2 separate regions of the Homo sapiens genome follow, and region 1 is linked to region 2. Evidence: read pairs that join two places in POLR2A ChIA-PET (ENCODE). Cell type or tissue: A673. All regions are shown on one strand. Region 1 has its middle 22 kb from the start of LINC02983. Region 2 holds the start of SNORA80D (small nucleolar RNA, H/ACA box 80D).

What was found. Peaks named below come from ENCODE experiments on the same cell type or tissue, not always from the same donor. Only the 100,000 strongest peaks of a DNase experiment are listed, where the experiment ranks them.
Region 1: POLR2A ChIA-PET joins it to region 2 with 5 read pairs; 1 of 35 experiments calls an interaction of 5 or more read pairs at or near these places.

What each region holds. Positions count from the first base shown.
Region 1 is chr7:5,448,581-5,453,580 of GRCh38, forward strand. No RefSeq gene overlaps it. Among named protein-coding and RNA genes, the nearest start is that of LINC02983, 22 kb to the left of the region's middle. RefSeq lists an enhancer at 3,051-3,756. In A673, a CTCF peak has its summit at 2,293 (motif pointing left); DNase peaks (open chromatin) are centred at 2,311 and 4,581.
Region 2 is chr7:6,016,129-6,021,128 of GRCh38, forward strand. AIMP2 (aminoacyl tRNA synthetase complex interacting multifunctional protein 2) reads left to right here. Exons shown (of 4, transcript NM_006303.4): 3 at 1,686-1,917. SNORA80D (small nucleolar RNA, H/ACA box 80D) reads left to right here and starts at 749; the gene lies at 749-883. In A673, no CTCF peak of the experiment used is centred here; no DNase peak of the experiment used is centred here; H3K27ac peaks cover 1,993 bases.

The DNA.
Region 1 (5,000 bases), 570 kb before region 2:
AGGGGTTGGGAAGGGGAATTCCAGGAAGGGGCCTGGGACTGGGGCCCTGGAACCATGGTGGCCCCCCAGGCCAGATCCACCCCTGGACAGGTGCAAGGACTCTGGGAGCGGCCCCAAGGATCCAAATACCTTCCTCAGCAGCCCCTTTAATTTGCTTTCTGCAGAAAGTAAGCTAATGCCGGCAGCGGAGACTTCATTTAGGAGAAGAGCAGGCCTCGGCATATCCCTAGCATTGGCAGCATTCCTGGGAGGAGAGGAGGGGAAGGCTGGGGAGGGGAGGGAGACTGGGCTAGAGGGAGCCCGCAGATTCACCTAATTCCAGGGTGGAATTGCTCGCCAGCCACCGTGCCCTCCATCATTCTCCAGAGGCCCCACCTAGTTTCCTCATTCATCAGTCACCAGGCCTTGTCCTATGGCCCAGCCGGGGGGAGATGTCAAGGCCAGGGACCCCTCTGAGGCTCAGAGAGGGGTGCGTAGCAGGAGCAGTAAAGCCAGGACTGGGCACGGTGGCTCACACCTGTGATCCCAGCACTTAGAGAGACAGAGGCAGGAGGATCGCTTGAAGCCAGGAGTTCAAGACCAACATGGTGAGACCTCTGTCTCTGCCAAAAAAAAAAAAAAAGTACATATATATACACACGTATATATATATACGTGTGTATATATATACGTGTATATATATACGTGTGTATATATATACGTGTATATATATACGTGTGTATATATATACGTGTATATATATACGTGTGTATATATATACGTGTATATATATACGTGTGTATATATATACGTGTATATATATACGTGTGTATATATATACGTGTATATATATACGTGTGTATATATATACGTGTATATATATACGTGTATATATATACGTGTGTATATATGTATATATATACAAATTTTTTAAAAGCCAGGACCTGCCTGGCCCAAGCTTCCTCCCTGGGGCCTCAGTAGATGGTTCTAGACAGTGGAATTCGTGTTCTAGGCCTGGGGCTCTGACCTCAGAGGCCCTGTCAGGAGATTCAAACCAAGAAGTGAAATGCAGTGAAATTCAGACTTGTGCCTCTGTATACGCCGCGGACACGTGTGTGCAAAGGCGTGTGCATGTGCGTGTGCCTTGCTTCCTGGGTCAAAGTGGCTTCTGATCCAGAGATACTTTGAAGTTCCTTTTTTTTTTTTTTTTTTTTTTAGAGAGAGGGTCTTGCTCTGTCACCCAGGCTGGAGTGCAGTGGCGCGATCACAGCTCACTGCAGCCTCAAACTCCTAGATTCAGGCAATCCTCCTGCCTCAGCCTCGCAAGTAGCTGGGATCGAAAGCGTGCGTCACCACACCTGGCTAATTTTTAAATTTTTTCTAGAGACAGAGTCTGGCTATGTTGCCCAGGCTGGTCTTGAACTCCTGGCCTGAAGCAACCTTCTGCCTCAGCCTCCCAGGTATCTGGGACTGCAGATGTGCACCACCATCCCCAGCTAATTTTTAAATTTTTTCTAGAGATAGAGTCTGGCTATGTTGCACAGGCTAGTCCTGAACTCCTGGCCTCAAGCAGTCTTCCCACCTTGGCCTCCCAAAAAGCTGGGTTTAGGCGAGGCACGGTGGCTCACGCCTGTAATCCCAGCACTTTGGGAGGCCAAGGCAGGCAGATCACTTGAGGTCAGGAGTTTGGGGCCAGCCTGGCCAACATGGTGAAACCCTGTCTCTACTAAAAATACAAAAAATAGCCAGGCATGGTGGTGTGCGCCTGTAATCCCAGCTACTCGGGAGGCTGAGGTAGGAGAATTGCTTGAACCTGGGAGGCGGAGGTTGCAGTGAGCCAAGATCGTGCCACTGTACTCTAGCCTGGGCGACAGAGCGAGCCTCCGTCTCAAAAAAATAAAACAAAATAAAAGGTTGGGTTTATAGGCATGAGCCACTGCACCTGGCCACTTCTAAGTCTTACTGGTTCCCTGCTCTGGGCAAGGCCTGGGCACAATTTTACAGACGGGGAAAATGAGGCCCAGGATCCCACGGTGGTAGAACCGGCTTCTCACAGGCCTGCCGACTGGAAACTCCTCACAGGGTTCCCCCTGAGCCAACATCCCCCTCCCGTGATCCCAACCAGAGCTCCTTGCTGTCCTGGGCTGTGTCCCCAATGGCGGGGCTGTGTCTCCGGCTCCTGGCCTAGGTGGCTCTGAGGGCACCTCTCTGGGCCTGGTCTGGCTGGAGGGGGCCCCAGGAGAGGGTCCCACAGGCGCCCCCCACCAGTCCGCGCCTGCTCCTTCCAGATTCTGCAGGCTCTGGTGACACCTGCTGGCCACGCATCCCATCACCATAGCAACCCAGGCTGGGCCTCTCAGCCCCCAGCAAGGCTGGGATGGGTGGGTTCACCCAGGCTGGAGGGTGGGGGGTGTGGAGGCACTGGGGGCGGAGCACACCCGCCTGACCCACCATCTTCTTTCCTCATGGGAAACTCTCAGCCCCAGGAAACTCCTGTGCCCGGCTTAGGTCCCCTCCTACTCTCTCCCCTTCTCCTGTCCAACGGCTCCGAGAGCTTGGAGTTCTCACCCAGCCCCCAGTCAGTGACTCCAGCTGAGACATCACCTCCCCGCAGGCCTTCAAGGTTCCCATCTCAGACACAACGACTCCACCCCCACTGTGTGGGGCCCCAGGCCTCAGCTCAGAGGGGCCCCACCTCCCGCCACCCCCCTCCAGCTCCTCTGGGTCCCTCTGCTCAGTCCCCCTGGCCTGTGTCCACTTCACCCCAAGTCCTTCACCATGCCCTGAACGGAGCCTATCTCCCGTCACCCGGACAGTCACCTGTCACCTTGGCGCTGTCACAGCTCAGCCCCATCCCCAGCTTCTCTGTGGCCCCCACAGACTCAGCAGGCTTTCGCAGACACACAGACACCTGTCCTGCCCGCGCTGTGCCTCAGGGAGAGGCGCAGGTCCCACCAAGCTGCACTGCCAGCCCCATAAACGGCCCTGCGGTTCCCACCCGGGGGCTCTGCACCTGCGGCTCCCTCCCCAGAATGCTTTTTCCAGCTTCCTCAGTCTTGCTAACAGTGATTCAGCCAAGCCTTCCAGAACATTCCGCCGGCTGTGACCTCCCCAAACCCTGCTCTGTGTTCCTCACACTGTCATGGCCTGGGGACTGTCCCATCCCAGCCAGGCCTCCTCCGTGGTGCTGCCATGATTTCAGGATCCCCACGTGTCCAGGGCTGAGCCCAGGGCCGACCTAGGAGGTGTCTGCTGCCCTGATCCTCTTGACCCTCCCACTCCAGGCCCCAGTCCCACCCCAGGAGGGTCCTCCCCATCCCCACTCTCCCCTCCTCCCAGGGTCTGCAGGGAGCAGCTGGGCCACCACTTTGCCCAGAGGCAGTCCTGGGGCACAACCTGAGCCCACGTACCCAGCGTGGCACAGCCAGGGACGCAGTGCACAGGAGAGGGCTTAAGGGACCTCCCTGGAGACCCCCAAGTGGCTCCTCGAGTGACGGGGGCTGGTCATGGACGTTGAACCACCTGGAGGGAGGCTGTGTGGAGAGGCCGAGCTCAAGAGACAGAGCCTTGGTCCTCCTGCCTGCCCCAGGGTGGCCTGTGGTCCTGGGCTGGCCACCACCTCTCGGGGCCTCAGTCTCCCCATCTGCACTGGAGCGGGTGGGCACACTTGACCCCATGGCTTGGCAATGCCTGGCCACACTGCAGGGGCCGAGGGGGTGGCCAGCCCTGCCCCTGATGCCCACCACACCCTAGGGACGGCTCAGAGCCCAGCCGCTCCTGGGGGCCTGGTCTATGCCTGTCCCTGGCCCCACACCCCGCAGTCTGGTGGCAGCTGCTGCACCCGCACCTGGAATGTCCCTGAAATCCCCAAACCTCAGCTGACCCCATGGGGGAAAGAGGGCTGGAACCTGCCCCCCTCTCCTCCCCTCCAAGGTGCAGACCCACCCTGTCCCCACACAGAGGGCACACTGAGTGCCCTGCCCCGCCCCGCTCTGCCCAGAGAGGCCGGAACATCAGGGGAGCTTGGGCCAGTCTGGCCACGCCTTGGAAATAGTGGCCACGCATCAGCCCGGGGAGGCCCCAGGCCTGGTCAGCCTCCAGGTCCTGCCCGCCAGGCTCAGCTTCCCGGCCCTCCCGCCTCCTCTCCCCGCTCCGGTTAATCTGTCAGTTCCATCTGTCTCTGTCTTGTTTGTCTCTCTATCTCTGTCTCAGTCTGTCTCGATCTCTGTCTCTGCCTTGCTATCTCTGTCTCCATCTGCCTCTCTCTCTGTCTCTGCCTATTTGTCTGTCTCTGTCTCTCCATCTCTCTCTCTCTTTATTTTTAAAATTTTCTTTTATATAGAGACAGAGTCTTGCTGTGTTGCCCAGGCTGGTCTTCAACTCCTGGGCTCCAGTGATCCTCCAGCCTTGGGCTCCCTAAGTGCTGGGATTACAGGTGTGAACCACCGTGCCCAGCCAAGAAACATCTCTAAACCCCTCTCTTCCTCCCAGCAGTGACTGTGAAGGGCACTGGGGACAAATCCCTTTTTGAAAGGATCTTCTGGATGATGTCATGGATTTGGGCCTCTTCCTGCTGGGGGTCACTGGGTGGTACTTCTTGGCCATCCAGCCAATAGCAACAGGCCAGCATGTGATGACGTCACTGTCACCCCCACTGTCTCCTCGGGTTCCAAGGAGCAAGAGGCTTGCACCATTCCTCTCTAATCTGAGATGGATTTTGTGGGTTTGCGTGGGGGGAAGGTTTTGTTTTTTTTTTTTTTAGCAAGAATCTTCTTAAGCCATACACCCATCTCATTAGGATTAGTTTTGTTAATCTATAGATCCACTTATTCGGCCGCACGCCAGCCTCCGAGTGTCCCAAACACGAAGTCAAAGGGTGAGCAGAGCACCTCGGGCCGGCCCTCCTCCCCTGGGAGGATCCACCTCTCCCATGGGACAGGGACAGCTACGACTTTCGGCGGCTCCCTTCTAGGCACTGTTCCAAGCATCTCATGGACTGTTCTGTGTCTCCTCCCAAAGGA
Region 2 (5,000 bases):
GCCAGTCAGTCTCATATTTCAAATGCGTTTTGCTTGAACTCAGTTTGCTGTATTACAAGTAAGTTGCATCAGCCAGCTCTCATGATTGAAGTTTACAGGCTTCAGCTAATTTAGGGGAGAATCTGATATGCAAAGAAAGACCACCTCGTTTGTTAACCACAATGTGATATTTATTTGAGGATGCAAAAGGGTTTGTCCCAAGAATCCCTATCAATAGCCTCCTCTAGAATGGGTGATAGAATAGCACTACTTAAAGCCCTAAAAAATGCAAGCATTGTGGTGTCTCACCCAGGGCTGGGATATTTGGTAACCTCAGTACCTCTGCATTCATGTATTCCTTCCTCTGCTCCCTCATTCATTCAGTACTTGTTGGCATGCACTGAGGACTCAGATGAGGTGCAACCAGGCCCTCAGGGAGCCGGAGCCTAGCAGATGAGTTTTCGAGCATGCGCGGCTGAAATGACTGAGAAAAGACCCTGAGTCATTTCTCAGGGTGCTGGGGAGGTATCTCAGAGCATGTGGTGCTCAAGATGAATTTTGATACCTCAGAAGACCCAGCGTCAAGTAATACAATATGTTCAGGGAACTGCAAGGCATTCTGCCTAGGCCGACGTGTGGGATATTGGTCAGGAGTGGCAGGCGGGGTACAGAAAGCCAAGGAGTTTGGCCGTGAGTGTTCACATCAGTGCATTCATTATTACGAGTGAAAGCGTAGAATAAGAAAGTCTTTATCTAAAAAGGCTGTCATGCATGGGTTTGGATTATGACAGGCCCATCCCCCTGGACCTCTCATAGTGCCCCATGCCAGAGCAAACTGTGGCCCCGAACCATTGCCTGGCTTCTGTACCCGTGGGCCACTGGCACTGAAGAGGGTTACACAGTGGGAATAAACAAGGCTGTCAGTCTGAGCACTTCAGTTAACGCCTAGTATTTTAGCATCTCCCCATCCCTCATCATCAATGATATCTTGGGCCAACACCCCTTCTTAAGGGGTTCTTCATGGAAACATCTTAATGAACACAAATTGGCCGTGGTCAGCTGTTGGAAAGATTGAGTAGCTGGAATAACTGCAGGTTAAAAGGGACAAATAAAAGTGTCATTCCTAGGCCAGGCACCATGGCTCCCATCTGTAATCCCAGCATTTTGGGAGGCCAAGACGGACAGGTCATTTGAGGTCAGGAGTTCGAGAACAGCCTGGGCAACATGGCAAAACCCCATCTCTACTAAAAATTAAAAAAAAAAAAATTAGCTGGGCATGGTGACAGGCACCTGTAGTCCCAGCCACTTAGGAAGCTGAGGCAGGAGAATCGCTTGAACCTGTGGAGGCAGAGGTTGCAGTGAGCAGAGATCATCCACTGTACTCCAGCCTGTGTGACAGAGTGAGACTCTGTCTCAAAAAAAAAAAAAAAGTGTCATTCCTCATATGTTGTTTTATTTGACAGTAGAGTCAACTTTTTATTTGTTGGGGGTAAGGGGGTGGAGTCCGCTCATATCCCAGCTCCACTCCGTCCTGAGCGAGTGACCTTGGATAAGTTACTGGCTGCAACGTGGAGATGACGCTAGTGCCGTCTTCATGGAAGTGGCGGAGTCGGTTAGATAACCCTGGTTAGGTTCTTAGACTCGCGCCCGGCACAGTGGCACTCTCCGATGACTGTTATTCGTACATTGTCTTGGTCTTTCCCCAGGATTACGGGGCGCTGAAAGACATCGTGATCAACGCAAACCCGGCCTCCCCTCCCCTCTCCCTGCTTGTGCTGCACAGGCTGCTCTGTGAGCACTTCAGGGTCCTGTCCACGGTGCACACGCACTCCTCGGTCAAGAGCGTGCCTGAAAACCTTCTCAAGTGCTTTGGAGAACAGAATAAAAAACAGCCCCGCCAAGACTATCAGCTGGGATTCACTTTAATTTGGAAGAATGGTAAGTAGACGGGACTGAGTTCAACTTACACACAGCTGCCCCTTGAACACCATGAGTTTCACCTGCATGAGTCCATTTACATGTGGATTTTTTTCTTTTTCTTTTTTTTTTTTTTTTTTGAGACAGAGTCTCGCTCTGTCACCCAGGCTGGAGTGCAGTGGCACAATCTTGGCCCACTGCAACCTCCACCTCCTGGGTTCAAGCGATTCTCCTGCCTCATTCTCCTGAGTAGCTGGGATTACAGGCGCGCACCACCAGGCCCAGCTAATTTTTTTTATATTTTTAGTAGAGACGGGGTTTCACTATATTGGTCAGGCTGGTCTCAAACTCCTGACCTCATGATCCACCTGCCTCAGCCTCCCAAAGTGCTGGGATTACAGGCGTGAGCCACCAGGCCCGGGCCTCATGTGGATTTTTTTCAATAACTATCTTGGAAAATTTTTTGGAGATTTGCAGCAATCTGAAAAAACTGGCAGACAAACCGCATAGCCTAGAAATATCAAAACAAGGCCACGCGCAGGGGCTCACGCCTGTAATCCCAGCACTTTGTGAGGCCAAGGCAGGCAGATCACAAAGTCAGGAGTTCAAGACCAGCCTGACCAACATGGTGAAACCCCATCTCTACTAAAAATACAAAACTTAGCCGGGTGTGGTAGCAGGCGCCTGTAATCCCAGCTACTCGGGAGGCGGAGGCAGGAGAATCACTTGAACCCAGGAGGTGGAGGTTGCAGTGAGCCAAGATCACGCCATTGTATTCCAGCCTGGGCGACAGAACGAGACTCCATCTCAAAAAAGAAAGAAAAAAGAAAAATATCAAAACAAGAAAAAGATATGAGGCATAAAATATTTACATACTAGTCTATTATTTACATACACAAAATATACACAAATCTATTTTAAAAAGTTAAAATGTATCAAACCTTACACACACACACACACACACACAATACATGGCACCACTTGCAGTTGAGAGAAATGTAAACAAACGTGAAGATGAGCATGAAATCCCAACTGCGTAACATTAATTGTGGAACAAACAGACTGTACTGCTGGAATAATTTCACAGCCGCCTCCAGCGTGGGGAGTGTCTGCTTCAATCTGCTTCAGACACCCTGTGACGCTAATCATCTCGGTGTGAGCAGCTAATTCATCTCTCCAGGAAATTGCATGTTGCAGTCAAAAGTGACCTCTTGGGAGGCCGAGGCGGGCAGATCACGAGGTCAGGATATCGAGACCATCCTGGCTAACACGGTGAAACCCCATCTCTACTAAAAAATACAAAAAAAAAAATTAGCCAGGCATGGTGGCAGGCGCCTGTAGTCCCAGCTACTTGGGAGGCTGAGGCAGGAGAATGGTGTGAACCCGGGAGGCAGAGGATGCAGTGAGCCGAGATCACGCCAGCGCACTCCAGCCTGGGCGACACAGCAAGACTCCGTCTCAAAAAAAAAAAAAAAAAAAGAGATCTCTTGAGGTTCTTGGCTATTTTTCCATCGTGCATTGCCATAAACCTTGACTAACACTGTGGGACACTTACAAAGTGTCTCTTGTGATACTGAAAATGTTCCCAAGAAGCAGAGAAAAGTCATGAGATTACATGAGAAAGGTGAATTGCTTGATATGTACCAGAAGTCTGCAGCTGCCACTTCAAGATAAATGAATTCAGTGTAAGAACCATTGTTTAAAAAAAGGGAAATTTGGTCGGGCACAGTGGCTCACGCCTGTAATCCCAGAACTTTGGGAGAACGAGGAGGGCAGATCACGAGGTTAAGAGATCAAGATTATCCTGGCCAACATGGTGAAACCCCATCTCTACTAAAAATACAAAAATTAGCTGGGCGTGGTGGTGCGTGCCTGTAGTCCCAGCTACTTGGAAGCCTGAGGCAGGAAAATCGCTTCAACCTGGGAGGTGGAGGTTGCAGTCAGCTGAAGTCGCACCACTGCATTCCAGCCTGGCGACAGAGCGAGACTCCATCTCAAAAAAAAAAAAAAAAAGGGAAATTCATGAAGGCGTCACTATAGCTGCACCAGGAGGTGCAAAAACCTTGCACTTTTTGCAGAATACCTATTCATCTCACATTGAAAATGTAGATTTTGGCCGGTTGTGGTGGTTCATGCCTGTAATCCCAGCACTTTGGGAGGCTGAGGTGGGTGGATCACCTGAGATCAGGAGTTCAAGACCAGCCTGACCAATATGGCGAAACCCCATCTCTATTAAAGGCACAAAAATGAGCTCAGCATGGTGACCTTCACCTGTAATCCCAGCTACTCAGGAGACTGAGACAGGAGAATCGCTTGAACCCAGGAAGTGGAGGTTGCCGTGAGCCGAGATCACACCACTATACTCCAGCCTGGGCTACAGAGCCAGACTCCGTCTCAAAAAAAAAGAAAAGAAAATGCAGCTTTTATGTGGGGTGCAGGATTACTGTTAGGCATACCTATAGACTCTCATAAGATTTTAGAAAAAGCAAAGTCATTATATGACAACTTGAAGCCAAAGGATGGTGAAAGATCTAAAGCTGGAGAGTTTAATGCCAGCAAATGATGGTTTGATAATTTTAGGAAGAGGTTTGGCTTTTAAAAATGTCAAGATAACAGGAGAAGCAGCTTCCGCCAACCAAGAGGCAGCAGACAAGTTCCCAGATGCCATAAAGAAAATCATGGAGGAGATGGGATACCTGTGTCAACAGGTTTTTAATGCAGACAAAACTGCCCTAATCTGGGGGCATGGGAGGGAACCACAAAGGACATCTATTAAGTAAAGAAGGGAAGTGAGCCCCAGGATTGAAGGCACGCAGGGCTAAGCTAACTGTCCTGTTTTGTGCAGGTGCAGCTGTGTTTATGATCAGGCGAGCTCTTACCTATAAAACTGCTAACACCTGAGACTTAACGGGAAAAGATAAACACAGCTGCTGATCTTTTGGTTGTACAACGTCTGGACAAGAACGCTTTTTCTGGATTAATTCCATTGATGCCTTGTCCTTGAAGTCAGGATGTACCTTGCCAGTAAGGTACACCTTTTTAAAGTTCTTCAATGCTGCAGGCACTCAGAGCCCCACGAGTTAACACCAAGGGCGTCAAAGTCG